Regions from separate parts of the Homo sapiens genome. Here region 2 is linked to region 1. A link is a loop called in an ENCODE intact Hi-C map of the cell type or tissue named here. Cell type or tissue: Calu3. All regions are shown on one strand. Links, peaks and the distances in the headings refer to the core of each region. The heading gives the core; the rest is flanking DNA.

Region 1 (2,914 bases), core at 237-2,736:
GAATGCCCTAAGGAGTTGTGGGACTTACCCAGGATCACGTGGTAACATAATCTGATCTTTCAATCAAAACTTCCTGGCTGGGTGTGTTGGCTCACACCTGTAATCCCAGCACTTTGGGAGTTCAAGGCGGGTGGATCACTTGACACCAGGAGTTCAAGACCAGCCTGGCCAACATGGTGAAACCCCATCTCTACTAAAAATATAAAAATTAGCTAGGCGTGGTGGTGGGTGCCTGTAATCCCACCTACTCGGAGGCTGAGACAGGAGAATTGCTTGAACCCGGGTGATGGAGGTTGCAGTGAGCTGAGATCGTGCCACTGTATTCCAGCCTGAGTGACAGAGCAAGACTCCATCTCAAAAAAAAAAAAAAAAAAAAAGACTTTCTGAGCATGTATGTCATTCCAGGCTTTGGTCTAGTTACTGAGGATGCAAACATGAGGACGGAACTCTTTTCTGGACTTTCAAGGAGTTTACAAGTCCACTGGGAACTTTAGTATTCAACAAATAATCACAATATGATTTGTGTTTAGGAAAAACTTTTTTTTTTTTTAACTCCAGCATCAGCTGACACCAGCTGTGTGAGGGCATTGTGCTGGACTCCATGGGAAAAACAGAGATGGTAAGGCAACTCGTGTAGTGAATTGGGTCTCAGTTACTTGCTTTCGTGCCCTCTGCTTTTTCTAATATGCCTTTTATATTGCCAAAGAGCACCAATGAAGGCACTCTTCACTGGGGTTTTGCAGCTCTGTTTCCTTCATGTACTAAGTGATGATGTGCATGTAAAGGAAGTTGAGAGAGGGGTCATACTCCTTCCTATGTCTGAGCAAAGTTCTCTCTTTGAGTTTATGTGCATTTACATGTACTTCTTTGCCCATGGGATAAAGACCTGAACTCTTAGCTAAATTGGCAAATAGAAGAAAACAGGGAATAATAAAGGAGGTATGGAATTTCATAAGCTTCATGATCTCCTTCCCCAAAGGCTGAACCTATGTAATGAGGTAGTAGAACAAATTCATGCCAAGTCTGAATTTATTCCTATAAAAAAGAAATGATAGGAATAAAGTAAATTTAAATTCTATTTCTGCCTTCGTCATTAATTGGTAATATTCCTGAAGGTGATACGGAGTTTTTTTCTACAAGTATCAGGCTCTGTGTAAGGGCTAAAAATAAACAGAGCAGCACACGGAAATGGGCAAGCATTATTGATCTGTGTCAGGGCCATTTCCACTTTAATGTTTGCTAAAGGCACAGCCCCGTTTTGCAGCCTATTTATAGGGAGCAGATCATTCATTGCTATATATAGATAATAAAAACAAGGTGGATTGTCAGGTAAATTTTGGTTTCTATTAGGAAATAGGACTAGACGGGCTCTCCTTTGGAATTTGTGAAAGGGCTCATTTGTTCCTGTGGAACAAAGAAAGAGCCATACAGATGGGTGTCTGGAGCTGCCTTGCCCAGGACATGTCCACACCCTGTGTGCCACCTGCAGCTGGTGTCTGCCCTCACTGGCTGCCCCCAGCCTCCCTCAGCCACTCCCCATGCTGCAAGCAGGGGCCAAAACAAACAGGGCCCCTCCCAGAACCCTGCACCCTTCATTGTTCTGTCAAGTTCCAGTTCCCCATTAGTACATACCATGTTTGTGTGCACATGTGTGTGCAAATGTGTCCACATTACATTTGTGCACAACTGTGTACGACAAATGTAACGTTTTTGTGGGATCCTCTCATGACACATAATTCACTATCCACTTTTTGTAAGTTTTTCTCTTCACTCCTCATCTACCAAGGTTGTATACTCCTCTGGCACGATCTCGGCTCACTGCAAGCTCCGCCTCCCGGGTTCGCGCCATTCTCTTGCCTCAGCCTCCCGAGTAGCTGGGATTACAGGCGCCTGCAACCGTGCCCGGCTAATTTTTGTATTTTTAGTAGAGACGGGGTTTCACCGTGTTAGACAGGATGGTCTCCATCTCCTGACCTCGTGATCCGCCCGCTTCGGCCTCCCAAAGTGCTGGGATTACAGGCGTGAGCCACCGCGCCGGCCTTTGAGACGGAGTCTCGCTCTGTCGCCCAGGCTGGAGTGCAGTGGCGCGATCTCGGCTCACTGCAAGCTCCGCCTCCCGGGTTCACGCCTTTCTCCTGCCTCAGCCTCTCCGAGTAGCTGGGACTACAGGCGCCCACCACCACGCCCGGCTAATTTTTTGTATTTTTAGTAGAGACGGGTTTTCACTGTGGTCTTGATCTCCTGACCTCGTGTTCCGCCCGCCTCGGCCTCCCAAAGTGCTGGGATTACAAGCGTGAGCCACCGCGCCCGGCCAAAAGCCTTATTTTTCTAGTTTCACACCGCACTTACCAAGCTTCCACCTCTGAGCTTTTTTTTTTTTCTTTTTTCTTTCTTTCAACTGTCAGTTCAACAAGTGTTTTGTGAATGCTGGGCACCTGCTAGGATCTGGGGCTAATGAGATAAATGACAGAATCTCTGTCCCCCAGTTGCTTAGTCCACTGGGACTTGTGATTGTTGCTTTCCTGTCCTCTCCACTCTGGTTATCGATTGCTCCCTCCAGGCAGTTTCCTGCCAGCGTACACTATTGTAGTAACAGCTAAGTTTTGGCCCGGTAGAAATTCATTTCGTCTTAACTCCTCAATATTGTCTGATTTATGAAAGGAGCTGTGTTTGTAGAAAGGGGGCTCACCCGCCCTGAAAAATGTTCCAAGAAGGGGTTGGAATCTGGGTACGTTAAACATGTCAAAGGGATGCTAATGGCCATCCACTTTCTGAACGTTCTGCAGTGATATTGTTTCACCAGAGGACAAAGTTGTCCAGGCTCTGGAAAATGGCTTGTTGACAGTTTTTCCTCTGATGTGGTGAACTTAGTGCCAATACAGCACTGGAATGCTAACGTAACTAAGCATTTTTA
Region 2 (2,914 bases), core at 326-2,825, 86 kb after region 1:
AATGGGTTCTTGATGTGAGCTCAGTCTGTCAACTAATCCTGCTGCTGTCTACTGAGCCCAGGCCATGTCGAGCTCGGGAGCTTGAGGTGAGCAGGCTAGCACTCCTAGCCATGAAACTGTGTCATCTCACCTTTGGACAGAATTCTTCCTTCAAGTTTCTGTAAAAACCTCTATTTCTTATGTGTCACATGCTGACCTATTATTGAATCCAGTGGAGTTCCTCACTCCAGTGGGTCTGAGTGCTTTGAACTTGAGGTCATGACCCAAGCCTGCACCACACAGATTGGGAGCAGAATTCCTCACGGTTTATATGATAAACCATGTGCCTAGGAGGTAAGGCCCTTATTTGTAATGGATTATGTTTAATTGGTGATAGAGATCTCATTCATTATTTTCTCACGTTCTCCTATGTGTTTCCCTATGATGATGCATATACATCTGCATTTTAGGTAGTACACAAACAAGACATCATGCTAACGTATTTATTGTCACGTTCATTAGAAAATAAAAGCTCATTAAACTCATTTCATGAATAACTTGAAGACAAAGCTAAAATAGGTTCCATTTTTAAAGGAAGTTAATTTCAAGATGTATTGAGTAGAAAATTTTATTATGCAACAGATATGGCAAAAGTCGAAAGGTGGTACAGTCATTGAGTGATTCATGTTTGGCAAATATTGTCCTAGAACATACTATTAATACTTGGCCAAATTCATTTTTATTTTCCTTCCTTCTTTCTCTCTCCTTTTAATCTTAGTATCTCAGAATGAAGCTGCATGTAGAATAAATTGCTTACCAGAAAAAATAGTTCTGAATGTTTTTAATAATGATTTTAGTAACTTTTAGAGAGTGTCAACAAAAACTTATTGCTTCTCTAGCACAGAGCAGGGAACTGCTTATCTTCTCTTCAGATCTGGGCCTCAGAGTCATCATTCTGTCCCCTCGTGGAAAGCAGGGCTGCTAAATGTTTATATACACGGACATGCTTGCTGTCTTATTCATACCATATCTGCTGTTTCTTGTGGGCTCTGTGTGTGTGTGTGTGTGTGCACTTGTATTAAACAGTAACAAGATAATGTGCCACATCTAGGCTACCCCTGTTATTTGTATTAAATAATGACATGATGATGATGTTGGTGGCCCATAATTCTCCATTTTCTATTAGCCACCCTGCCCAAGTAAACTGTTTTCTGATCTCTCTTAGATGGAAATCCTGTATGAATGTGGAAGCCATTAGCAGAGTAATTGCTGTCTGTTACCATGACAACCAGCCGCTGCAGTCACCTGCCCGAAGTCCTGCCAGACTGCACCAGCTCAGCTGCACCCGTGGTGAAGACGGTGGAGGATTGTGGCAGCCTAGTGAATGGGCAGCCGCAGTATGTCATGCAAGTTTCAGCCAAGGACGGGCAGCTGCTGTCAACAGTAGTGCGGACTCTTGCCACCCAGAGGTAGTACCACAATTAAAATAAATGAATCTGTAATTGATCCAGAGAACTCTTTGTCAGATGGAAAATGCTAATGGGAATGTAATTAGTGCTCAGGTCTTTGTGTCAGGTGAGAGGAGGTGCTGGAAAAAAAAAAAAAAGACTACACGAGTTCTGTTATTGCCGTTTCTATAGCAATAGGATATAAAGCTAAAATTCACCTTATCAAGATTTCCCCTCAAATCATATTTACAAAGAGCCAGGAGGGGAAGGAACCCACAAGATACGGGGTTGTTATTTTGACATTGTTATGCTCTCTTGTTGTCTCCAGTAGGTAACAAAGGTGGTCCTATTGGAACAGGATTAAGAAGGTATCTGATTTCAGGCGACTGAGTCAAAGTGATTGGATTTGTGGGCAAAACTTTTGAAGTGACATTCTTGGTGTGCATGTGGACTGGCATTGCCTGATGGAAGCGCTGTCCAGGGCTACTTTCTGGGTGGGTGTCTTCTTATCACTTGGAGGTCTCTTCTGCTGTCCTCTCCTTCAGCCTCAATGGTCCCCCATCCCTGACCCTTCACGCACACTCTACCCTATGAAGTGCTATTGTGAAAACCTCCTGAGCCTTCCCAAGTGGTGAACTAAAGCCCGAGTGCAGGCTCTGAGCAGCTTGGAGACCACTTATCCTGACCAGCACTTTGTCTCCTCTTGTGCTCTTGTTGGATAGGGAGCTATGGGCTGCCAGGCTAATAGGAACTCCTTGGCTTCTCCAGCTTTTTCTCAGAATGGTTAAGTGGGACTTCTAACCTATGCATTTAAAAGGTGGATCAACATTGGATTTGCCCCCTAGTGTCAGTGCTGACACTTCTGACCTCTAACATAGGACCAGTCATTCACACCTTATTCTCTTACCTCTGTCTGAGTGATCAGTCAACCCCTCTGGTGCAGTGGCATCCCACCCTGGGCATGGTGGCCCTCAGACACTGAATCACACTCCCATGCTGTTGTAAACACTGCTCATATGCCCTCCATTTAAAATCTGTGCTGCTAGTGCAAAGGAAAAAATAGAAAAACCTTTAATATGTAATTTCTGACTCTTGGAGAACTTTTAACAATTGGTTAGGACTCAGAACAGGATGAGGCAGTGACTATCTTCGGTCCTCTGCGAACTGAGACTGGGTGACTGATGTGCCCCACTCACCCTTGCAGGCATCAAACAGCTCACTTGACCAGGAAGAGCAGGCTATGGTTGATGTGGTTGAGACCTGTGAGCCTCTGTGTGTGTGTGTGTGTGTGTGTGTGTGTGTGTGTGTGTGTCTGTCTGTCTGTCTGTCAGGTATTTTTACCTGCTTTCCCACCATGCGGTACTGTAAACCAGGTTTCAGAGTTTTACAGGCTCAGTGTAAATGAAGGAGGCCCAGAATCATGAGTTAAAAAAAAACTTGTCAGCTTTCTTTTCCCACTCGTGGGCACAAGTAGGCCTTTCAGGCTA

The links. Peaks named below come from ENCODE experiments on the same cell type or tissue, not always from the same donor. Only the 100,000 strongest peaks of a DNase experiment are listed, where the experiment ranks them.
Region 2: it touches region 1 in a loop (2.7-fold over the local background); 3 of 110 quality-filtered maps call a loop at or near these places.

The regions. Positions count from the first base shown.
Region 1 is chr5:127,002,597-127,005,510 of GRCh38, reverse strand. All of the region lies in intron 1 of MARCHF3 (membrane associated ring-CH-type finger 3), which reads left to right. Among named protein-coding and RNA genes, the nearest start is that of MARCHF3, 27 kb to the left of the region's middle. In Calu3, for the core only: no CTCF peak of the experiment used is centred there; DNase peaks (open chromatin) are centred at 1,510 and 2,560.
Region 2 is chr5:126,916,518-126,919,431 of GRCh38, reverse strand. MARCHF3 (membrane associated ring-CH-type finger 3) reads left to right here. Exons shown (of 5, transcript NM_178450.5): 2 at 1,205-1,448. The coding sequence starts at 1,261. Among named protein-coding and RNA genes, the nearest start is that of MARCHF3, 110 kb to the left of the region's middle. In Calu3, for the core only: no CTCF peak of the experiment used is centred there; DNase peaks (open chromatin) are centred at 961 and 1,291.